Linked DNA regions of Mus musculus: regions 1, 2, 4, 5 and 6 are each linked to region 3. The links are chromatin loops, found by intact Hi-C in ENCODE. Cell type or tissue: heart. All regions are shown on one strand. Region 1 overlaps Ppp1r18 (protein phosphatase 1, regulatory subunit 18). Region 2 overlaps Flot1 (flotillin 1). Region 3 has its middle 33 kb from the start of 4833427F10Rik. Region 4 has its middle 14 kb from the start of Ier3. Region 5 overlaps Gm41577 (a long non-coding RNA gene). Region 6 overlaps Atat1 (alpha tubulin acetyltransferase 1).

Evidence for each region. Peaks named below come from ENCODE experiments on the same cell type or tissue, not always from the same donor. Only the 100,000 strongest peaks of a DNase experiment are listed, where the experiment ranks them.
Region 1: a loop joins it to region 3, with 7 times the contacts of the local background. A loop is called at or near these places in 16 of 42 quality-filtered maps.
Region 2: a loop joins it to region 3, with 4 times the contacts of the local background. A loop is called at or near these places in 22 of 42 quality-filtered maps.
Region 4: a loop joins it to region 3, with 2.9 times the contacts of the local background. A loop is called at or near these places in 5 of 42 quality-filtered maps.
Region 5: a loop joins it to region 3, with 2.8 times the contacts of the local background. A loop is called at or near these places in 20 of 42 quality-filtered maps.
Region 6: it touches region 3 in a loop (3-fold over the local background); 3 of 42 quality-filtered maps call a loop at or near these places.

What each region holds. Positions count from the first base shown.
Region 1 is chr17:35,869,380-35,873,379 of GRCm38, forward strand. The region is part of intron 1 of Ppp1r18 (protein phosphatase 1, regulatory subunit 18); the gene reads left to right. Among named protein-coding and RNA genes, the nearest start is that of Ppp1r18, 4.8 kb to the left of the region's middle. In heart, CTCF peaks have their summits at 942 and 2,167 (motif pointing left); DNase peaks (open chromatin) are centred at 292, 972 and 1,352; H3K4me3 peaks cover 2,826 bases; H3K27ac peaks cover 2,132 bases.
Region 2 is chr17:35,827,537-35,831,536 of GRCm38, forward strand. It overlaps Flot1 (flotillin 1), which reads left to right. Exons shown (of 13, transcript NM_008027.2): 9 at 2,307-2,488; 10 at 2,583-2,628; 11 at 3,118-3,255; 12 at 3,407-3,571. Among named protein-coding and RNA genes, the nearest start is that of Flot1, 6.2 kb to the left of the region's middle. In heart, CTCF peaks have their summits at 641 (motif pointing right) and 2,366 (motif pointing right); a DNase peak (open chromatin) is centred at 2,395; H3K4me3 peaks cover 749 bases; H3K27ac peaks cover 429 bases.
Region 3 is chr17:35,737,442-35,741,441 of GRCm38, forward strand. No RefSeq gene overlaps it. Among named protein-coding and RNA genes, the nearest start is that of 4833427F10Rik, 33 kb to the right of the region's middle. In heart, CTCF peaks have their summits at 592 (motif pointing left) and 2,408 (motif pointing right); DNase peaks (open chromatin) are centred at 590 and 2,410; H3K27ac peaks cover 1,557 bases; H3K27me3 peaks cover 608 bases.
Region 4 is chr17:35,805,773-35,809,772 of GRCm38, forward strand. No RefSeq gene overlaps it. Among named protein-coding and RNA genes, the nearest start is that of Ier3, 14 kb to the right of the region's middle. In heart, no CTCF peak of the experiment used is centred here; DNase peaks (open chromatin) are centred at 2,489 and 3,869.
Region 5 is chr17:35,589,099-35,593,098 of GRCm38, forward strand. It overlaps Gm41577 (a long non-coding RNA gene), which reads left to right. Exons shown (of 3, transcript XR_876776.1): 2 at 459-545. Among named protein-coding and RNA genes, the nearest start is that of Gm41577, 2.5 kb to the left of the region's middle. In heart, a CTCF peak has its summit at 1,903 (motif pointing right); a DNase peak (open chromatin) is centred at 1,853; H3K27me3 peaks cover 263 bases.
Region 6 is chr17:35,905,512-35,909,511 of GRCm38, forward strand. It overlaps Atat1 (alpha tubulin acetyltransferase 1), which reads right to left. Exons shown (of 13, transcript NM_001142744.1): 2 at 3,920-3,980; 3 at 3,748-3,839; 4 at 3,577-3,637; 5 at 3,342-3,455; 6 at 3,052-3,153. Among named protein-coding and RNA genes, the nearest start is that of Gm16279, 2.2 kb to the right of the region's middle. In heart, a CTCF peak has its summit at 2,307 (motif pointing left); no DNase peak of the experiment used is centred here; H3K4me3 peaks cover 696 bases; H3K27ac peaks cover 429 bases.

The DNA.
Region 1 (4,000 bases), 130 kb after region 3:
TCCCCCCAAACTGGGCAAATGTTAGACAGTGCTTCCTTCTCTCTAGGGACAAGAAAAGCCTTCTCTTCCAAAATATCCCAGTCCCTTCCCCCATCTTTCCTCCCTGGGCTTCCCCTCCCCCCACAGAACTGTCTCAGCCTCGGGGGTTTTTTCCCCCTCTGTTCCTGCTACCCTGGCCTCTCCCTCCCCTGGGGTAGAAACAGAGAGAAGTTCTTTTGCGCTGAGCTGAGAGCTGCAGAGCTGCGACTGGTTCAGGCACTGTGAGAGTTGGGGGCGGGGTGGGGTGGGGTGGGGCTGAGGCCAGCAGAGGGTCAGAGGTTAGGCTGAAATGCAGACATGCAAGGAAGCACTGGATAGGGTAACTATTCCCTTTGGCTCCGGCCCAGCACCTTCCTGATATGTACCAATAGTTTTCCTAAGTCAAAAAATCTCTGAGGAGAGACAGTGCTACAGTCAGACGCCTCAGACCAGAAGGCCCTCCACACAACACAAATCTTCCCAGGGCCTGGCAAGCCTGTCTCACCCTTCTTTCATGTGTTTGTGTGTGTGTTCAGTGTCAATAGGCCACCATGAGGACCAAAGATCAGGGCTAAGCTCATGAGTCACTTGGTTCCTCCCAGTTCATCTTTTTGTTGTTTTTAATTCATGTACAAAGTGTCCATTTTCATTATCCTATTCTTGAACGTGACTTTTCTTCCCCTGCCTCTGTCTGGGTTATTGGCTCTCTCTTCTCAGGGCTGGGCAGCTAGAAAGGACAGAGGACAGGAAATTCTCTTAGGGTGAGGTGTTCTGAAAAGTCACTTCCTACTGAGGCTGGCTGTGGCTTTGGAGACTGAGCAGAGGGAGACACAAGGCTTTGTGGCTCCTACCTAGGAACCATCTGGGGGAAGCCAAGGAGCCTAGTACAGAGCAGGACCTGTGCTGGTGACCGTACCTAGGTCATCCAGTAGGAGGGGCGGAAGCAGACCTTCCAAACAGGAAGCCTGGGGTGGGGGCCCGGAAGGCTGGTAGCACTGAGTGGGAACACTGGGCCCAGGCCCCGAAAGAACTACTCAGGATGTGGTGAGAGAATCAGGAAGCAGCTACACTGGGGTGGGGGTGGGGGTGGGGAAGAGGCTGCACAGTTCCCTAGACCTGACCATTTACCTCTTCCTCTCTGAGTCTCCATCCTCACCGCTCAGTTCTCTGTCTGTGCAGCCTCAGCAAGGATTACTGTGCCTTGCGCTGGCTCTATTCCAACCCTTACCACCATCCCTCACCTTCCCTAAGTAGTTCCTTTTCTGGCTACTTCTATCAAACCTGCCATCATGACAGACACCACCCCAGTCCTTTGGGGGGGGGGGGTGCTGTAGCTGGTGCTTTTGCCCAGCATCCTCTCTGGCTGGAGACCTTCCCCTCCTTCCCCGGCCCCCTGGTGACCTTATATAGCTGATGAGAGGATCTAGTGAGTCACTTCCCTCTCTGCCCGCCCCTAATTCGGGTTATGCATTCCTAAGAAGCCCAGTCAGAAACTGGGGGGTGGTGAAACAAAGGGGGGGGACGACGACACAGAAGTCTATGGAGTAGGTAAAATGAATTCCTTCACAGAACAGATGATAAACTGCAGAGGCTGGAGAAGGGAGCTTAGGAAGAAAGGAGAATGAACTAGAAATTCGGCTAAGTCTGTCAACAGCAGAACCAGTAAGGGTTCCTTTTCAGATACTGAAGTTTGAGCCATCTGGTGGCCGCCCCTCGCTTCTCTGGGCATTTTCCATAGACTTGGTTCTTTGTTGGTTGTTGGAACCAACCAACCTTAGCTGATGTCCAGACAGACCCTTATCTTATGACATGTGACAACTGTGTATATGAATAGTCGGTACAACGCAGCCTTCTGCACCAAGGGTTATTCTTGATTTCAACCAAGCACAGGCCAAAAATATTCAAGGCCCTCCAGGAGGGTGGCATGGGCTTGAAATTCCATCTATGGATGCCAAGTTCAAGACCAGCCTGGGCTGCTTAGTCAGCTCTATTTTCAGAAATAAAAACAAAACAGAACAGAACTAGAGAGAGATGGCACAGCCATTAAGAGCACTTGCTGCTCTTGCAGGGAACCTGGGTTCAGTTCCTAGCACCTATATCCTCCTCAGAATCCTCCACCCCAGTTTCAGGGTATCTGATGCCCTCTGCTGGCCTTCTTAGGCACTGCATGTACATGGTGCATATAGTTACAGGCAAAACACCAAGTCGATGATGATGATGATCTTGAAGGTACATGGAGGACCTGTGTAAGTTGTATGCAATTTACTTATGTATCTTATATAAGGGACTTGAGGACACTGGCATTTTGTGTGAAGATGTCTTACTACAGACTCCCCCCCCCCCCCCCAGATATTAAGAGAGGTTGTGTCTCTGTAGTGGGTTAGAAGTGGGTGAGTGGGCTGGTGAGATGGCTCAGTGGGTAAGAGCACCCGACTGCTCTCCCGAAGGTCAGGAGTTCAAATCCCAGCAACCACATGGTGGCTCATAACCATCTGTAACAAGATCTGACGCCCTCTTCTGGAGTGTCTGAAGACAGCTACAGTATACTTACATATAATAAATAAATAAATCTTTAAAAAAAAAAAAAAAAGAAGTGGGTGAGTGATTATGGAAATATTGGTACAAGGGTGCATGTAAAATGGTCAGGACACAGAGCAGGATGCAGATGTGGCAGCTTCTGAACAGGATGCTCTGGAGGCCCCTTCCAGCCAGAGGGGACAGTCAACACAGAGGCCTGGAGGCAGAAGCAAATATCACCCAGTTGCATTTGGTTAGGCTTTGGATTTTGTTCAAAGCGAGGTGAAATAAACCATTGCAGAATACTGGGTGCTGATGGTGGTGCATGCCGCATTTGTGAGGTAGAGGCCAGCCTGGTCTACTGAGCCAGATCCAGGAAGCTAGGGCTATACAAAGAGAAACACTGTCTTAGAGAAAGAAGGGGGCGGGGGGGGGGGGGAGGGAGAGCCAAGAAGAGTTAGAGGAGGAGGAGAAGCAGCAGCAGCCACTGCAGGATTTGGACCCAAGGAGTGACACATACAGTCTTGGGTACCCTGCTTTCCTTAGGGACCAAGTTGTCCCCTCTCATCAGCCCCTTGCAGCCATGCTGTAGTTCACGTGGAGGCTCTGGAATGCTGGGTCACAGATGCCCTGGACAGATCACCTGGAATCCCTTTCTGTTTGTCTTCCTAAACCCCTGGGATTACAGAGTTAATCCCACAGCGTCCCAGAACTCCTTAGGAGGGCAAAGGGGAAGGATGCGAAGACAGCCTGTTTTGGGGGGATTTCTGGCTTTCTCTGACCTCTGTTTTTGTGAGTACCCTGTGGGCTGCTCTCCATTCCTACCCAGTGTTTGCCTGGACTTGGCTCTCTATCTTTGTCAGTTCCATATTCCAGGGACTCTTCTGTATGTTGAACATCCCTTGGCTTGTCCAAACCTTTCTGTTGTCTTATCCATTCCTGAATCTGGAGTGCCCATCTCACTTCAGGTTGGTTGGTTGGCTGGCTTGTATACTACCTCTGCATCACAGCAGCGAAGGAAAGAGACCCTAATTCTGCCTTACTTACCCAGTCCTTGCCATGGCAAAATCTCTCTCTTTTTTTGTGGTTGTGTGGGTATGTGTGTGCTTATTTTTTTTAAAGACTTATTTATCTATTTATTTATCTTATGTGTATGAGTACACCATCACTCTCTTAAGACACACCAGAAGAGGGCATCAGGTCCCATTTACCGATGGTTGTGAGCCACCACATGGTTGCTGGGATTTGAACTCAGGACCTCTGGAAGAGCAGTCGGTGCTCTTAACTGCTGAGCCATCTCTCCAGCCTGTGTGTGCTTATTTTTAAAGACAGGGTCTCTATGTAGATCAGGTTGGCCTCAGACTGGTCACCTCCCTCCATCTGAATGTCAGCTTTTTTTTTTTTTTTAATTTATTTATTTCTTTATTATTTTGTGTGCACGGGTGGTTGGCTGCATGTCTGTGTG
Region 2 (4,000 bases), 90 kb after region 3:
GCTGCAGATGGTTTCAAAGGGTATCATCTCTCAGGTCTGAGGGTACAACACACTCACACACACACACACACACACACACACACACACACACACACACTCACTAAAAGAATTCAGATAGTACTAACGTGCTTTGTGGAGTCCCTTAGCACTGGAGGCTATGAAGTGCTTTACATAGTAGCCCAGGCTAGACTAAAACATGTACATGTAGCAGTCCTCCCATTTCACTCTTTTTACTGCTGGGATTACAATGCCTAGCTTAAAAGGTATCTTTAAACAGAAACACTTAAACAAAATTATATATTGATTAGCTGATAAAAGTATAGATTACACTGTTCCTTGAACTCAGAGATCCTCCTGCCTCTGCCTCCCAGTGCCAGGGTTAAAGGTGTTCAGTGTGGTGGCACACACCTTTAATCCCAGCGCTTGAGAGGCAGAGGCAGGTGAATTTCTATGAGCTGGAGGCCAGCCTGGTCTACAGAGCTATTCCAGGACAGCCAAGGTTAAACAGAGAAACCCTGTCTTGAAAAAAAACAAACAAAAAAGATTTATTTTTATGTTACGTGTTTATGGGATGAGTGTTTTGCCTACATGTTTATGTGTCCACCGTGTGCGTGTGTTCTTGCTTGGTGCCTGTAGAGGTCAGAAGAGGGCATCAGATCCCCTGGAACTGGAGTTAGAAATGGTTGTAAGGTGCCAGGCAGGTGCTGGGACTTGAACTCAGGACCTCTGCAAGAGCAGCCAGTGCTCTTAACTGCTGAGCTTTCTCTCCAGCCACAATTATGTTTAATTTAATTAAATTTATGTATGTTCAGGTCAGAGACAACTTGCTGCAAGAGCCAGCTCTTTCCTACCATGAGGTTCCCCCAGGATCAAACTCAGGTAGTCAGGCTTGGAGACAGATGCCTTTATTCCCCAAGCCATCTTAGTCCAAGCTCACATCAAGTTTGAAGCCAGCTCAGATTCTATCCTTTTTTTTTTTTTTTTTTTTTTTTGCTTTTTCGAGACAGGTTTTCTCTGTATAGCCCTGGCTGTCCTGGAACTCACTCTGTAGACCAGGCTGGCCTCGAACTCCGAAATCTGCCTGCCTCTGCCTCCCAAGTACTGGGATGAAAAACATGCGCCACTACCACCTGGCTATTCTATACTTTTAAGGTAGCCTTTCTACAGAGTGACAACTCCCTACCTTAAAAAAAAAAAAAGGCTGGAGAGATGACTCAGCACAGCTACTCTTCCAGAGGTCCTGGGTTCAATTCCCAGCAACCACACGGTGGCTCACATAGCATAACCATAGTCCCATGAGATGGAATGTCCTCTTCTAGTATGTAGATGCACATGCAAAGCACCCCATGTACATAAAATGCATGCATGCATAAACAAACAAGCAAATATTGAGAGATGGTTGGTGGCTCATGCCTTTAATCTCTGCACTAGGGAGGCAGTAGTTTGAAACTAGCCTGGCCTATAGTTGATTTTCAGGATAGCCAGAGCTACATAGTGAAACCCTGTTTGGTGAAGAAAAAAGAAATTTGAACACACATGATCTCTGGAAGCTGGTTATAGCAGTTGCTTCTAGAAAGGGAACCATGAGGTTTGAGGCAAGAGGTGGGAGGAAGCCACTTTCTACATGTCTCCTTTCCTTTTGAGTTTATTTTGTTCCTATTTTGTGTGCAAAAGATTTTTTTAAAAGATATCTGCTGGCAGGGTGTGAAAGGCAGTACTTGACCGTTGAGCTGCCCAGGCTGGCGTTGATGGTGGCTTACTCTTGTTTGTTTTTTTGTTTGTTTGTTTTTTGAGACAGAGTTTCTCTTTATAGCCCGGCTGTCCAGGAACTCACTTTGTAGACCAGGCTGGCCTCAAACTCAGAAATCCGCCTGCCTCTGCCTCCCAAGTGCTGGGATTAAAGGCCTGTGCCACCACACCCAGCCGGTGGCTTACTCTTAAGACTGGCAGCAAAGACAAATGGAGACATGTGAACAGGACTGCGGAGGTAGATTATGACCACAAAGGGCTCAGTGCCCTCGGGACCCTCATACTGTAGCGACTTACCCAGGGAGGGCAAGTACCAGCCTCATCCATTCTGACGCTAAGTCCTTAGCCTAGCTGCTCTAAGAAGTCACAAGGCGGTTCCCAGGCCCTGGCTTGATTCTGTGCCTGAAATGGATCCCACTACCGAGTAGGCTGAGCTGACCAGAAGAATGCTTCCTGGGTCTCTTCCACGTTGTGTATCCCACTGGTGGCGCTGGCTTTTCTCTCTGACTCAGGCCACCCGCTCCCCAGCCATGACTCAAGTACCCTTTGCTCCCTAGGTGGCCAAGACGAAGCAGCAGATCGAGGAGCAGCGGGTGCAGGTGCAGGTGGTTGAGCGCGCCCAGCAGGTGGCAGTGCAGGAGCAGGAGATCGCCCGGCGCGAGAAGGAGTTGGAGGCTCGCGTGCGCAAGCCAGCAGAGGCTGAGCGCTACAGGCTGGAGCGCCTGGCGGAAGCAGAGAAGTAACAGTCCCCTTCCTGAGCCCCCTCTCGGCCCCTTGACGCTCATAGTCAGAAAAGGCGCCCTGACTGTGAACTGCTTCCCATCTGTCCCCAGGGCCCAGCTGATCATGCAGGCAGAAGCCGAAGCTGAGTCTGTGCGGGTGAGTTGGGGTATGGCTCCTGATGGACACAGGGAAGGGCTTGTTAGGGTTTCTTATTCTCTATTGCTTGTTTTTGGATTTCTGAGGCAAGACTATTACTGTGTCACCCTGGCTGACCTGGAACTCACTGTGTAAACAAGATGGCTTCAAACTCAGGGAGACCCACCTACCTCTGCTTCCCAAGTACTGGGATTCAAGGCACTCACAATGGAACCCTGTTATTGTTGCTGCTGCTCTCCTCCTCCTCCTCCTCCTCCTCCTCCCCCCCTCTCTCCCTCCTCCCCCCCTCTCTCCCTCCTCCCCCTCCAATGGGGGGGGGCAAGGTGGTGCCCCTTGCCAATGTGGAGGTCAGATCTTCTGACCTTACTCTTTTAAGTAAGGTTGTTGGCCTTACTGGCAAGCACCTTTACCCTCTGAATCTCATTGGCCTCAGAATTTGGTATCCTTAATGAGTTGCCATCAGTCTTGAATGCCCTGTGCCCTCTACAGATGCGAGGGGAAGCTGAGGCCTTTGCTATAGGTGCCCGCGCTCGTGCTGAGGCTGAGCAAATGGCCAAGAAGGCAGAAGCCTTCCAGATGTACCAGGAGGCCGCCCAGCTGGACATGCTGCTGGAGAAACTGCCCCAGGTCTGCAATCGGGTGGGACTCTGAGAGGAGGGGTGACTGGGGGGGGGGGTCCTCAAGGGTGCCAAATATAAGGCAGGACCGTAGCGAGGAATTATGGTCAGTTGTGGGGTGAATCTGATGGGTGGTAGTCATAGCTATCTCTGCCTACCAGGTGGCAGAAGAGATCAGTGGTCCCCTGACCTCAGCCAATAAGATCACGCTGGTGTCTAGTGGAAGCGGAACCATGGGGGCAGCCAAAGTTACTGGGGAAGTACTGGACATCTTGAGCCGCCTGCCGGAGAGTGTGGAGAGGCTCACAGGCGTCAGCATCTCCCAGGTGAGGGGGCAATGCAGAGTGTGTGTTGTTACTGCGTACCCAAATTGTGTGACACAGTAGGTTGGGTGCTTAATGGGCATCCGGGAGCCCAGGAAGTCACAGACAGTGACTCAATTCCCAGAACCTATGTCAGGTCCCTGCTTGGCTAGTTCCAGGCCAGTGAGAGATCCTGAAAACGTACAGTGCTTGGGAAATGACAGCCAAATTAACCTTCACCTTTCACACACAAGTGCACGCGCACACACAAAAGGACTCCCTCCAACATGACTAAATGATGCAGTCCCCATGACTGGGAAGCAGAGCACCAGTCATTTCCTGCCATATCATTTCTTCCCTGGAGTTTACCCAGCTGTGGCAAAGATAAGTAAAATCACCTGTGACAGGTTGCCAATCTGTGCCCGTTTCCTCGTCTTAAGATTGTCTTCTTTT
Region 3 (4,000 bases):
TCAAGGATGAATGTACGCTACCACCCCAGGCTCTCCAGCCCCATTAATTTTACTTTTAAACTATTTTTATTGTTTTAATTATGTGTATGCGACTGTGTGTATGTGTATGCATGTGAGTGCAGGTGCTTGTGGAGGCCAGAGACATCAAAGACCCCTAGAGCTGGAGTTATAGACGATTGTGAGGTGCTGGATACCAGCATGCTAGGAACCAAAGCCGAGTCCTCTGAAAGAGCAGTACATGCTCTTAATCACCGAGTCAGCTCTCCAATCCCCTCTTACTTTTTATTTTGAGAGAGAGTCTGCTGGACACAAATTAGCTCAAACTCAATAAGGCAATCGTGGCCTGCCAGCCTCTGGAGTCACTGGCATGCACCATAACACCCACCAAGGAAAGGGTTGCAAACTCAACCCTGTACTGGGATGGACTTGGATGGACAGAAAGCCACACTGAAATGCCAAGGCACTGAGAATACGCGCTGGAATGTGCTTCTCTGGCGGCCGTTAGCGATCTCAGTTTCTTTAGCTTTTTGTTTCTGAGCGGCCATCTCCTGCTCTTCTCTTCTTCTTGACTCAGTTCTGCCCTCTGGCGGCCATAATACGTTAGAACAGCACATTCGCTCTGCACTGGCCTAGGCAGGGCGGGGCCACAGAACATTAGGACCGCACATTCACTCTGCCCTGGCCTTTGCAATAGAGGGATGTCCTAAAGTGTTGTTTTAGAATCTCTTCCTTTCCTCGTCAGCATCAAGCACTCCCCACATCAGGAAGCGTTCAAGACATCAGCCATGCTCCTGTCTGGATCCCTGAATGAGAAAAGTAAGGTTTGGTCTTGGCATGAACAAAATTGGTTATGACAAAATTAAAGAAGGGGTTGGGTAGCGGTGTCTCATACCTTTAATCCCAGAGCTCTGGAGATGGAGGCAGGTGGTTCTCTGAGTTCGAGGATAGTCTGTTCTACACAGAGAAACCCTATCTCTAAAAATAAAAGAAGGAGCTGGGGTTATAGCATAGTTGGTATCTACCACTCATGGAGTTCTATACCCTAGCACTTTATAAACCAGACACAACAGTCCACACCTGCAGTCCCAGCACTCACGGGCTTGTAATCCCAGCATGCAGAGGCAGATCTAGAGTTTAAGGTCATCTACGCCATTGGTTCTCAACCTGAGGGCCATGACCCCTTTCACAGGGGTTGCCTAAGAAGATCAAAACCCCCAGATATTTACACTAAGATTTTAACAGTAGCAGAATTACGGTTATGAAGTAGCAATGATAATAATTTTATGGTTGGGAGGATCACTATCACATGAGGATCTGTAATACAGAGTCATAGCATTAGGAAGGTTTGAGAACAGCTAATCTAAGCAAGATCCTGGGCTACGTGAGACCCTGCTTTTCAAAAGAAAGGGACCTGAGGATGGCTTAGCACTTCAGAGTGCATGCTGACCTTTGAGAGAATCAGATCAGTTGCTAGCACTCACAGCGGCTGCTCACCACAGCCTATAACTCCAGCCCCAGGGGGTCCCATGGCCTCTTATGAGTCCTAGCACTGCCGGCACTAAGGTGTGTATTCCCCACACAGACAAACCGACACATCCATTGCTAAAACAGATGAGAGACTGAGCCCCCCCACACACAGAAAAGGGTGACCCCAGGAAAAAAATGTCTACAGCTGCTTTAAATGAGTGTCCAAACCAGAATTAACCAATGGTCACCAGTCACCACCAGCAGTCACTGAGGAATTGTGGAGAGGCTGGAGGCAACCTGAGGCTGGCAAGAGCAGAGCTCTGACTTTTTCCAAGGTCTACCCCTCCTTCAAGGTCCGAACGACAAACCAGCAAGGTTCACAATGGTGAACCAATGTGCTCTTTCACAGAGCACAGGTGTGGGTGCTCCTTCGCAATAAGCATCACCTGGGAAACCTTTACCCATCAGGGATGAAGGCTTCTCCACAGCCTGCCGTAAAATGGACCCCTGACCCCGGTTTTCCTGGTGTGTAGACTGTAGTTCCTCCCCCAGGTCATGAGCAATTAAGGGCGCTGGATACTCAGGTGAGGGTCTCCTGACCCCACCCATCTATAGGTACTAACACAAGCTCAGCTGGGGTGATCCTTCTGCAACAGGCAACAGCTGAGCTCCCCAAGACGGCCGATGCTTGGCTTGAAGGATAGTCCTATACAACAGACAGAAAATAGATGACTGTTACAAAAACAGGTCCGCAGCCTCAGCACGACTGTGGCAAAACCTTCAGAAGAGATCCAAAATGGAGTTCTGTGGATCCTGAAACCAAAATACAGAAGCACGAACCTGTCCCAGCGCTTGGGAGAGCCCGGCCGGCTGTGTGAGGAACAAACACGAAGGTTCAAGCTTGGGCTGCAAAGTATCAAAACAAAACAAAATATGTGGCCACCAGGGGACGCTAGGAGCTCATCAAGGACAAGTCACACCAGCACTATTTCATGCCCTTTCCTCCAGGGCTCTGAAAGAATAGGATGAGGCAGCATGGGAGATCAAAGAGTCTACCTGTCTCTACTGGTCTGCTATTTTAGTCTAGATTTTTTATTTCTGTAATAAACACCATGACCAAAAGCAACTTGAAGAGGGAAGGGTTTATTTCATCTAACAGTTGAAGTCCTTCACAGGAGTCAGGGCTGGAACCTGGAGGCAGAAACCGAAGCTGAGACCAGGGAGGAACACAGTTTCCTGACTTGCTCCCGGTGGGGTGGTTTGCTTAGTCTGCTTTCTTTCTCTCTCTCTCTCTTTCTGTCTTTCTTTCTTTCTGTCCTTCAAGATTTATTTATTTTTATTCGTATGAGTACTCTGTTGCTGTCTTCAGACACAGATTGCATCGAATCCCATTACAGATGGTTGTGAGCCACCATGTGGTTGCTGGGAATTGAGCTCAGGACCTCTGGAAGAGCAGTCAGTGCTCTTAACCGCTGAGCCATCTCTCCAGCCCCTAGCCTGCTTTCTTATACAACTGAAGACCACCTGACCACAGTGACATCACCCACTACGGGCTGGAAACTGCAATGTGGGTTTGCCCACAGGCCAATCTGGTGGAATCATTTTTTCAGTTGAGGTTCCCTCTTCCAAGATGACCCCTGTTTGTGTCAAGTTGATTAAAAAGAAAAAGAAAAAAACCTAACCAGCACGCTTTCCATGACTCCAATTCCACTTCTATAAAGCAAAAGGAGAAATGGGTAAGAAAAGAACCCACCACAACCAGGAGGAAGTAACTGGGGGTGAGTGAATTCAGTGGCATTTCTGAGAAGCAGGTTCCCACCTCGGTCTTCTTCCTTTTTTTTTTTTTTAAACAAGGGTCTAGGGTCTCATGTAGCCCAGGCTCATCATATAACCAGTCTGCCTCTACTTCCTAGGTGCTGAGATCACAGGTAAAGGCCACCAAGCCCATGCACATCCTGTAGACACACTCTGCGTGTGTGTGGATGGTAGAGTGGAAAAAATATTCAATTCATTGGATTCTCAAATCCCAACAGGAGGAGGTCGAGCCTTCCCTCTCCTCAAGACCTCGTGTGCTGGATTTACAGGTTTCTCTCCTATTGACACCTGTGCTAAAGCTTCACCCAGAAGGGGGCAGAGAGCACCCTTCCCACCTTAACCGCAAAGATTCCTGCTTAACCTTCCCAAGGGTGGTGGGCCATCCTGCGGTGGTTAGCATTAACTGACAACTGGGCACAAGCTAGAGTCACCTGGGAGGAGAGCTTAAGTGAGGGACTGCTTAGGTCAGGGTGCCTGGTAGGCATGTTTGTGGGAGATGATCTTGATTATGAGGAGAGAAAACCTGCCCAATATGGGCCACACCATTCCCTAGGCAGAGATCCTGGACTGTCTCTGCCCACTATAGGCCATACCATTCCCTAGTCAGGAAATTCTGGGCTGTCTCTACTCAATAAGAGCCACACCATTTCCTAGTCAGGGAATCCTGGGTGTCTCTGCCCACTACGGACCACACCATTCCCTAGGCAGGGAATCTTGC
Region 4 (4,000 bases), 68 kb after region 3:
ATTCAGGAGGTGGTGATGCATAACTTTAATCCCACACTCAGGAAGTAGAAGTGTCATTTCTCTGAGTTCAAGGCCAGCCTGGGCTACAGAGCGAGTTTCTGGACAACTAGGCCTACAGAGAAACACCCTGTCTCAAAAAAGGAAAAAAAGAAAAAAGAAAGAAAGAAAAAGAATGGATTTCTGAGTTCGAGGCCAGCCTGGTCTACAAAGTGAGTTCCAGGACAGCCAGAGCTATACAGAGAAACCCTGTCTTGAAAAACCAAAAAAAGAAAGAAAGAAAGAAAGAAAGAAAGAAAAGAAATACAAGTTACTAGGGGAAATAGGAATGCTGTGGGTGTTTTCTGCATCTGACCATCTTACACACATTCTCACCTTTGCTGGTAGCAATTGCTGGGTTCTTGTGAGGAGCCATCTGTGTGCAATACCTGTAACTCCAGTGGGAGATAGAGGGAGGAGAATCATGGAATTCAAGATCACAGACTGAGCTACAAGAGACCCTGTCTCAAAAATAGATAGATAGATAGATAGATAGATAGATAGATAGATAGATAGATAGATAGATAAAACAGCTGGATAAATATCTCAGTGGTTAAGAGCAAACGTTGTTCTTGCAGAGGACCCACATTCAGTCACCAGGACTCACATCAAACAACTCACAACTGGAGGTCCAGCTTCAAGAAGCTGACCTCTCTCATCTCTTTGGACACATACACACATACATATACATAAATAAATAATAAAGTAAAATGAAGATTTATCCCAGCAGTGATGGTGCACACCTTTGATTCCAGCACTCGAGAGGCAAAATCAAGTGGATCTCTGTGAGTTCAAGGCCAGGCTGGTCTACAGAGGGAATTCCAGGGCCACCAGAGCTACTCAGAGAAACCCTAATCCCCTTTCCCCTAAAAATAAAAAGCTTTAAAAATATTAATTAAAAAATATTAATGGCCATAGTAGTGCATGCCTTAATATCAGCACTGGAGAGAGACTGGATGCTTGGGAGTTCAAGGCTAGCCTTGGCTACATGAGACACTGTCTCAAAACCAAAACAGCCAAGAGCTATTAATTAGTTAATGTGTCCTTTTCTGTTATTTTTGGGTTTTGCTTTTTGGAAGAAGTGTCTTACATTTAACCCAAGCTGGCCTAGAGCTCCTCACTGCCTTGCATTCACCTCTGCAGTGCTAGGATTACAGGCATGTGTGATGACTGGCTTACTGTTGTTTTTCTGAGAAACGTCTCATTCTGCAGCCCAACCTGGATTTGAACTCACACCAGTCCTCTTACCACCCTTCAGAGTGCTAGAATTACAGGCCTTGCAACCATGCCCAGCTAAGGGGACTTCTCTTTTTCACCCTCACCTAACCTGGGCTAACCTGAGTCTCCTGAGGCTTTAAATACTCAATGTGAATTGGATGCTATGCTGAACAGTGGGTGGGTTGTGGGAGGATTGGTGCAAGCTAGAAGCCAGCCTGGGTTACACAGTGAGCTTCAGTGCTGCCTGGGCTACAGAATGAGACACTGTCTCCAAAGTGCCAACACTTGGATCTGGAGCTATGGCTCAGCAGTTGAGAGTGGTTGCTGTTCTTGCAAAGGACCTGAACTGGATTCCTAACTCCCATATCTGGTACCTCACAATCTCCTCTAACTCTGGCTCCAGGGCAATCTGACGATTTCTTCTGGCCTCCATGGGTATTCACATTTGTAGCATACCCTCACACAAACACATGTATGTGTAAATAAAAACAACAATACTTTTCAAATTTACCAAACCTTTTAATGTTTTTGTTACTTTGTTATCTTCTTTGTTTAAGTGTTTTGCCTGAAAGTGTCTGTGTACTGTGTGTGTGCCTGGTGCCCTGAGAGACCAGAAGAGGTTGTCAGATTCCCTGCAACCAGAGTTTCAGACAGTCGTGAGTCGCCGAGGTGCTGGGAATTGAACCTGGGTCCTCCCGAAGAGCAGCCAGTGCTCTTAACCACTGAGCCATCTCTCCAGTTCCCTAAATAGATAAAATCAATCTAGGCAGCTATGCTGATATTTTTACATCTCAGTACTCAGGAGGCGGAGGCAGGTGGATCTCTGTGTGTTCCAGGCTAGCCTGGTCTACCAGTTAGAGCTACAAGTGAAATCTTGTCTCAAAACAGAAACAAAAACAGAGAGCCAGAACAAGACAACAAGGCAACCCTTGGAATCTCTATGCTGAGGAGGTGAGGACACATTGAGGCCTGGGGTGACATGACAAGCCAATCTCATCATCTGATTAGTAAGATCCAGGCTTCAGTAGGAACTCCTTTAAAAAAAAAAAAAAAACCTCTGGCCTGCGTGGGCTCGCACACGAGGAAGAAGAGAGGCAAAAGCATTAGAAAAACGTGAGGAAGCTGAAGTCACATGCTAGAACTTCAGAATATTTCCACACCCCTATTGTCAAGGAAGTGGTTGTGTAGCAGGCCAGGCAAGCCTGCTGGATGGGCAGGGCTGGGCTTCCTGTGTTCCTCACAGCAGGAATCAAGGACAAAGCTGGAATTATATAATATTGGGCTACGTGCTGGCACACACCAGTGGAAACTCATCTCAGACCCGGTTATGAAATAAAAGCAGCTCTTGCACTGTGACGGCTAAGTGCCCAAGTCTCGAGTCCTGCAGAGTCTGGTTTTGTTTTTAATAGGCCGATCATCCCAGTGGGGAATGGAGAGAAAATAGACCACTAAGTACTCCCAGCTCGCACTATAACTTCTAGAAAGTAAAATGGGTTTTTCAATTATCTCCTTAAAAACTACAAGGGAAAGAAGAGCAAGTGTCATTTCCGCTAAAGGAGCCAGGAGTTAAATCCAGTCTGTCCTCACAGCCTCACTCTCTTTCGGATTCTGTGCGTGATCCAAGACCTCCCTAGCCCTCCATCACCCCACCCCGTCCTATGGTAAGATCACTCCAAGGGAATTCTGGAACCTTTGCTTTTTTCTGCCTTGTCATTCCAATGTCCCTCAGCCAGCTCTGCCACCAGCTCCATCCTTTTGTTTGATTTGCTTTGAGGGAAGAGTGAGGCCAGGTCTCACTATGTAGAAGAAGCAGACCTCATATTTGTGGCAATTCCCCTGCCTCAGCTTCCAAACTCTGGGATTAATAGGCATGAGTCAGCATGCCTAGCTATGTGGCATTATCTAAGGAGGAGAGAAGTATTTGTTAAGGTCTAATATATGAAATAATGTTAGTTATTATGTGTGAGACGGATGCACACCAAGATACAGAAGGTCTTTTTTTTTTTTTGGTTTTCCGAGACAGGGTTTCTCTGTGTAGCCCTGACTGCCCTGGAACTCACTCTGTAGACCAGGCTGGCCTCCAACTCAGAAATCTGCCTGCCTCTGCCTCCTGAGTGCTGGGATTAAAGGCGAGCACCACCACTGCTCAGCTACATAAATATTTTTATGTAGATATGTTTATCTCTTATTTTCCCTTAACTAGGTTATAAACTTTTTTTTTCTTTTTCTTTTTCTTTTTCTTTTTCTTTTTTTTTTTTAGATAGAGTCTCATTATGTATGTAGGCCAGGCTGGCTTGGAGCTCCATACACAGACCAGGCTGGCCTCAAACTTGCAGAGATCTGCCTGTTTCTGCCTCCCCAGTGCTGACTTTAAAGGCATATGTTCTAGAGCATATTTTATGTCTTAACCTCCAATGTCTCTTAGTTGGGAGACATTTGACAGTCAGCCTGATGCGCGTGGGGTTCACACTGCATTCCTCCAGCCTGTGGCCTGCAGTTGTGTGTGTCTCCAGCGGCACAGGGGTGTCCTGCAGGGCTGCTAGGAGGATTGCTGAGCACATAAGACGATTTTTTCCTCTTGACCGGTGAGAGCGGAGCTCAGCGGCTTCAGTTCCCTTTCAGTTCCCTTTCCTATTCTGCGGTTCCTTTCTGGAGAAGTCATGGATGTAACCAGAAATTTACTTCTTCAGAGTTTTCCTAGGAACTGGTTTCTAGACTCCTGAATGGGCGGTGTGTGACACCATCG
Region 5 (4,000 bases), 150 kb before region 3:
GACCCTGCTCATTCTGGCCTAAAGATTTAGTTATTATTATAAATAAGTACACTGTAGCTGTCTTCAGACACACCAGAAAAGGGCGTCAGATCTCATTATGAATGGTTGTGAGCCACTGTGTGGTTGCTGGGATTTGAACTCAGGACCTTAGGAAGAGCAGTCAGTGCTCTTAACCACTGAGCCATCTCTCCAGCTCAGTCACAGATATTTTGATGTGTTTGTTTGTTTGTTTGTTTTTATGATAGGATCTTACTATGTAGGCCTGGCTGGCCTGGAACCTGCTATATAGACCACACTTGGCCTCAAATTCACAGATATTCTCCTGCCTCTGTCTCCAAAGGATTTTTTTGTCACTGTACTTTAGTGGAGTCTCCTTTACTGTCTTTTTTGTTTTTAAAGATTTATTTTTATTTTATGTATGTGGATGTTTTGCCTTCATGTATGTTTGTGAACCACAGGTGCGCCTGTTGTATGCAGAAGCCAGAAGAAAAAGATGTCGGATCCTCTAGAGCTGAAGTTGCAGATGGTTGTGAGCCACCCCGGAGGTGCTGGGAACTGAACCTGGGACCTCCTGAAGAGCAGCCAGTGCTCTGGACTGTTAGCCATCTCTCCAGCCTCTTCTTCTTCTTCTTCTTCTTCTTCTTCTTCTTCTTCTTCTTCTTCTTCTTCTTCTTCTTCTTCTTCTTCCTCTTCCTCTTCCTCTTCCTCTTCCTCTTCCTCTTCCTCTTCCTCTTCTTCTTCTTCTTCTTCTTCTTCTTCTTCTTCTTCTTCTTCTTCTTCTTCTTCTTCTTCTTCTTTTTTGTTTTTTTGTTTGTTTGTTGTTGTTTTTTAGACTACCACTTTATTTTATTCGAAGGGCCTCACTGGGAGAAAAATATAGCCTCATCTTGATAAGCCATAAGTTAGGCGGAGGAGGCAAGACATGACCAAATCCATTGAGGAACCGATAAACAAAACTGGATCGGGCGTGCCTATGGCTGTGAAGGAGGACCCAGGTGTTCTGGCCTTATCTGGGTTCTGTTTTCACTCTGCAGCTTGTCATAGAACCACTGACTCAGGTTGTTAATGTGACAAGGGTCGTCAGAAGCCTTACAGTTAGAACAGGTGTCCTGCTGCACGCCTGAATTCCAAGCCCTTGGAAGGCAGAGGCAGGAGCATCAGGAATTCACTCATCCTTGGCAAGTTCAAGGCCAGCATGAGGTACACTCCACCCTCTCTCAAAATACAAAAAAACAAAACAACACACACACACATGCACGCACGCACGCACGCACGTCTGCCATTTTAAAGTTTTTGAAAAAAGGTTAAAAAACAAACAAACAAACAAAAACAACCAAAAAACCCTGCAGTGCCGCCTGGAAGAGGAAAACTCGGTAAATCTCTGCTGTCCCGCTCTCACTCACCCTCCCAGCTGAAGTCAGTGCTTGTCTCAGAGTTAGTGCCCCGTGAGGAACACAGCGTGAGTAAGCGGCCGAAGGGCGTAACTGTTTTACGTGAGGAAGTGAGGCCCTGGGGTTAAGTGACTCACCAAGCCACTTATCACATTTTGTGGGTTATAAAACATAATTATTTTCACATTTAACGTCTTTCGAATGTGGCTATGTCCTAGCACTAGCGTCATGTTCCAGCCAAATTGATTATTTTTTTTTCTTAGTGGTGCATGCAAGAATGGTGTTACGTAGCCAATGGGGTCTTTATAGTCAGAGGGAGTTGGTTGGTGTTAGTGGATGTGTGCTCTGCCTACATGTCGTCAAGCACGGTTGAGAAGGGAGCTGGGGTGTGACAGGGATCTTAGGGACTTCAATGCATGCCAACTTCCCGAGTTCCGTTCTTGAAAATAATAAATCAACTAACTCTTAGGAGAGACGCTAATCCCTGGGCCACTACCCAGTTTTGCCACTAGGGGGCTCATGAGCACGCTTCGTCTAGGGTTTGCAGGCGGGCAGTCTTGATTGCTTCTGGAGGCCTTCCTTGGTTGCCATGGATACTGTTTCCATAGTTGTTTGACTGTTGTGGCTTGTTTTCTCCCATTATTTATTTTTGCATGCTGAGCATATATTCAGACCATGTCATCCATTCTCTGGGCTAAGCATGTCTGTTCTACTCAGTTCAGGATGCATCGTGATGGTGTGTGTCAGCTGAGCCCACCCAGACTTGGTTCCACTCCTTTACCTTCCGTTTTCACCAACCCGGAAGCTTCTAGAACTAGCTGCTCTTTAATTTGTTTGCAGCTCTGTGGTGCTGCCATTCATGTAACAGAGAGCAGCAGCAGGCTGCTCATCACCCGGAGTGAATACTAATGGTAACCGGAAAGAACCGGTCTATTGTCCGGTTGACAGTAGCTCCTAGTGGGATGCTCCAGTGACTTTTTAATGGTTCACATTTTTTGGCAACTTCTCTAGATTTCTAATACTGTTCAGGAGCCTGGAAAGATGCCTCAGTGGTTTTGGACACTTCTTTTTTTTTTTTTTAGACAGGGTTTCTCTGTGTAGCTCTGGCTGTCCTGGAACTCACTTTGTAGACCAGGCTGGCCTTGAACTCAGAGATCCGCCTGCCTCTGCCTCCCAAGTGCTGGGATTAAAGGAGTGCGCCACCACTGCCTGACACTTCTTGCTCTAGCAGAGGATGCAGGCAGTGAACAAATATATTTACGGAAACTCAAGTCTACCTCCTGGCTGGCTCCACTGAGGTGTAAGAGACCGAAGGGGTGTCTGTGCCAGATAAACGGTAGGGAAAGTCCTGACTGCAGCTGTGTTTACAAAGGTGTCAAAGATACTTTATAAGGAAGGTGTCGCAGCATCCTCGTGCGGTGGATGCGGGCTGATTGGAATGTGCGCCGGTAGCCGAGATGTGTTTGTAAGAGTGACTCACCTAAGCGGTTATTTCTCTGGGGTGAGCATGTCTGTTCTACTCAGTTCAGGATGCATCGTGATGGTGTGTGTCAGCTGAGCCCACCCAGACTTGGTTCCACTCCTTAATCACACAGCGAGGCTATTAGATGGGGTGGGCTGGACGCATGCGCAAAAGGTGAGGCATGAAACAGGTATGGGTTAACTACCCTTGAGTTTTGTACATGAATGAACTAGCAACTGTGGTTGGAAGCTAACTGCCAATCTTTGTCGCTCTAGTGAGCCCCTGTGAAAGGTCAGGGGCTCAGGGGGGGTTATCAAGGTGTGTTCTTTATTTTTTCCTCTCTGGAGCCGCAGCGACTTCTACAGACACCACACAGACAGAGCAGCGCCCCGCCATCACAGAGAGTGTAAGGGAGATTGGGAAAAGATGTTTTTCAGGCAGGCACAATGCCACCTCACACAGAATTCAGCCTCTTCAAGTATGAAAGAGAGGCCGGGACTCAACTCTCTCGTTTGCTTTGCCCTCATCGATAGTCCTTAAAAGCCCCGTAATATGAGCATTTTCCTGTTCCCACTGAGAAATGCAAAACCCGAGCGAAGCTAATAGGAGTCCTTGCATTTGCCCTTATAGGACTCACAATTTAAATAGTGATGCCAGCAAGGTAGCGCGGTAGGTAAAGGTGCCAAACCTGATGAGCTGAGATTCATTCTGGAGCCCACGGGGTAGAGAGAGAACCACCCCACAGACTGTCCTCTGAACTCCACATAGTCACTGCGTGCACACAAAGTTAAAGATTTTATTAACTTTAAAAGATTTATGATTTTTTTTTTTTTTTTTTTTTTTTTGGTTTTTCGAGACAGGGTTTCTCTGTATAGCCCTGGCTGTCTTGGAACTCACTTTGTAGACCAGGCTGGCCTCGAACTCAGAAATCCACCTGCCTCTGCCTCCCAAGTGCTGGGATTAAAGGCGTGCGCCACCACGCCCGGCCCTAAGATTTACGATTTTATGTGCATGAGTGCTTCACTTACATGTATGTCTATGTACCACCTGTGTGTCCAGTGCCTGCAGAGGCAGGGCTGGAGTTATAGACAACTGTGAGCTATCACCTAGTTGCTGGGAACATAGTCTGGGTCCTTTGCAAGGGCAA
Region 6 (4,000 bases), 170 kb after region 3:
CCAATGTTAATATTTTACAGGCCATCTGCTGGTACTACTTACGGGCCAGCTGCTCCACATGTCCATGTAATTGGGCTAACCTGTCCAGTGTGAAGAATGTGCCTCTCCCACCATTCTCTACTATTTTTATTTGAGACAGGTCTCACTCTGAATCTTTCTCTGGACTGGAACTCATTTTGTAGACCAGGCTGACCTTGAACTCACAGATATCTGTCTGCCTCAGCTTCAGGAGTGCTGAGATTAATACTGCCTTTTTTTTTTTTTTTTTTAACTGACTCAGCATTTCAGGTAACCCAGGCTAGTCTCAAACTCCTGACTACTTTAAAAATCAACTCCAACACTGGGCATAGTGATTCACTCCTAATAACCTTAGGATTAAAGAGGCTGAGGTACGAAGATTTCTTGTAAGTTCAAAGCTAGCCTGTACTTCCAAACCAGTCAAAACAAGACTCCTGGGGTTGGAGAGATTTCTTAACAGTTAAGAGCACTGACTGCTCTTTTGAAGGTCCTGAGTTCAAATCCCAGCCACCACATGATGGCTCACAACTACCTGCACTCATATACATAAAATAAATAAATAAAATCTAAAAGAAAAAAAAAAAAAGACTCCTAAATGTTTTCCCGAAAGCCAATCTACCTATATCATGCAATGTCACCCTTCCTATTCCTATTGTTTTGGGTCCAATCATAACTCTATTTTTCCCACATCTATTCCATAAGGAAATTATGTTTGTTTTACCCTCAGATGCCACCGTTTCCTACCTCTACTGCTGCCCCTGGGTCTGTCCCTGACTCCCTTTCATCAGGAATTTCTGCTTTCCTATCCGTCTTCTGAACTTCCACCCTGGCTCCCTCTATGGCTTGTTTGTTTGGCACAGCAAGCAAAGTGAAGGAGACAGGTGACCTGTGTGGCCCTACCCGTGTGCTCCCTTCCTTTGGCTTTAGCTCTCACCTACTACTTTCCTTCGGTCACACTGCTGTGGGCATATTCTCACTGCACAGCCTTTTATACTGGCCATCACTCCTCTGGGACACTGTGCCTCCACACACTTCCTTCATGCTCTCGCACAAATGAGCTATCCTCTCAGTTGAGAGCTCTGTTGAGAGCTCTGCCAATATCTGACTCGCTCGCACCTGTAAGCCCCTCCCTCACCAGCACTGGTTTCATTTTCTCAGAACACTTATCAACAGTAAAGCATGCCTTTTGGTTTTTTGTTTGTTTGTTTGAGACAGGGCCTCTCCAGGGGGTCCTAGAAGCCCCAGAAAACAATATTTAGACCGGGCTGGCCATGAACTCACAGAGCTCTGCCTTCCCAGTGCTGGAGTCAAAGGCATGCACCACCCTTGCCTGGCCCTAGAATAAGTTGTTTGTCTGGTTCCACATTTGGATTCTTTTGTTTGGTTGTGTAAAGTATTCCTAGTGCCCACAACAGTGTCAGATACACAATAAACAGTTGTTGAACGCATTAGTAATGTGTTTCTAAACTCACAGAATCACTGTCCCATGATAAACCAAGCTTCCTGAGGCCTGGAATGTCTATTATTCTGGATCTTCCATAAATGATGACTAATGTAATGGACTTGTGGGAGAACAAGGTAGAAACAAGCTGTTGTGTTTGGGGATAAAATAAGGTCTAGTAAACAGCCAATGTCCAGGTGTGGTGATGAACTCTGGAGGTAGAGGCAGGGTGACCTTTGTGGTGCTTGCCTTTAGTCCCAGCACTCTGAGCAAAGGCAGGCGGATCTCTCAAGAGTCTGAAGCTAGCTGATCTATATAGTGAGTTTCAGGATAGCTAGAGCTCCAGAGGGAGACTGTGCCTCAAAAAGCCTGCAAGCAAGCAAGCAAGCAAGCAAACAAGCAAGCAAAGCTCCCCAAAAGACAGGATGAATGCTTCTAGAATATGTAATGAGTAAGGAGAAAAAAGATTTAGTTGCAAAAATAAATCACACTGGACATCATGACTTAATCCTAGCTCTTGGCAAGCTGAGGCAGGAGGATCATCCATTTGAGGAGAGTGAGGTTTGGTGTGTATATAGCAAGCGTCTTTCAAACACAGAACAGCTGGGCATCAAGGCATACCTGTGACCCCATTACTCAGGAGGTAGAGAAGGAGTGTCACTGTGAGTTCAAGGCCAGCCTGAGATATTTAGTGAGATCCAGTTTTAAAAACCCACAATGCAGGCTGGAGAGATGGCTCAGTGGCTAAGAGCACTGTTTTTCCAGAGGTCCCGAGTTCAATTCCCAGCAACCACATGGTGACTCATTAGCTATCTATATGATGTGATTTGATGCCCTCTTCTGGCATGCAGGTGTACATGCAGATAGAGTACTCATATATAAAATAAATCTTTAAAAAAAAAAAACCCAAAACCAAAAACCAAAACAACAACAAAACCCACGGTGGAGCCCTGGAGATGGGTGCATATAAACAAAACTAGAGGGACTCAGAGGGTTTTATATATGCATTTAGCCTATCTATATACCTGTGCACATGTACATGCAACAATAATGAGAGACAATAGTGGGAGAGGGGGACACGGGAGGGGCTGGAGGGGGAGAAAGAGGGATAGGAGTGCTGTCAATACAGAGCTCAGGCATAAAGTCCTCATAAAAAGTATAGCTGAGGTGGTGGAGCATCCCTTCAATCCTAGCACTCTGGAGCGAGAAATAGATGGATCTGTGTGTTCAAGGCCAACCTGGTATACAAGGTGAGTACGGCACAGCCAGGGTGACCCACTGAGACCTTATTTGAAAAAACAAAAATAGGGACTGGAGAGGTGGCTCAGAAGCTTAGAGCGCTTGGTTGCTCTTGAGGACTAAGATTCAAATCCCCCAGCCCCCACATGGTGGCTCATAAACATCTGTAACTCCAGTTCCCACGTTCTGACACCCCCTTCTAACTTGTGTGTACAGGCATGAACATGGTGCATGTATATACATGTGAGCAAAGCATTCAAACACACGAAAATGAGGTAAGTCTAAAACAACATGGAAACAACCCGAGGTAGAACTTAGCCAGGCGTCTCCAGGGTTGGTGCAGAGCCTCTAACCTGTGGGACTGTGGTCTCCAGGTTGTAGTGCTTATTCAGGAACTTGAGCAGCTTCGGCGATGGTCGGTCAATGGCCAGTTGGTGGGGCTCCACTCGCTCTTTCTGCAGGAAAACGGAAAACTTGGGGGCAGGGGTTGTAGGAGGAGCATGCTAGCAGGATACTGGGAGCCTGGTAAGGGAATACAGAGAAAAGGGGACCAACTGTGGGCCATGGAGCAGGGCCTCCTAGAGCTTCGGGGTGAAGAGCCTTTTAGATCTATTCTGACTAATCGGTAAAGGTTGTTGGGTACCTGTAACATATGCTGAAAAAGTTCTCGCCCGTGGCCATGCCGTTGCACCGACTCGTGGATGTAAAAGTCCAGAATGCAAAGGGGTTCTACCTCATTGTGAGCCTCCCGGTCATCCTAAGAGGTCAAGAACACATACTCATTAGGAGCCATGCATCTTCTTCATTGTCTCCCACCCCGCCCCCATTTCTTCTCTGACACCAGTGCTTACAAATGGCTAGTTTGCAGTGACACTCACCAGTACAAAGAGCTTCTTGTATCCAACTTTGAGGAAACCAATAATGGCTCCTTTCCCTGCCCTGTGGGATGGGGGAAATAATGAACCAGGCAGGAGCAACTGTCTGGGAGAGATTGTAAAAGGGAGGTAAGAAGAGTTTGATTCACAGGGAATAATGACAGTAAGACTCACGGTCGGGCTGAGGTGTCCTTCAGTATGTAAATAACGTGCCGGTTGCTTTGCATCCTCAAAGCGCTGGTGATGGGTGCAGGGAGGTGCTGCGCCTGCAGAGATGAAGATCTACTTTGTTTGGCTCCTTATCTGCCACCCATCTCCCTTTCCTCCTCCTAGAGGCGCCCCGTACCTTGGCAGAAGCCTTGCCCAGCTCATCTACAATAGTCATGATTTGCTGCTGCAGATCCACACTACAGAGAGAGGGGCCCGG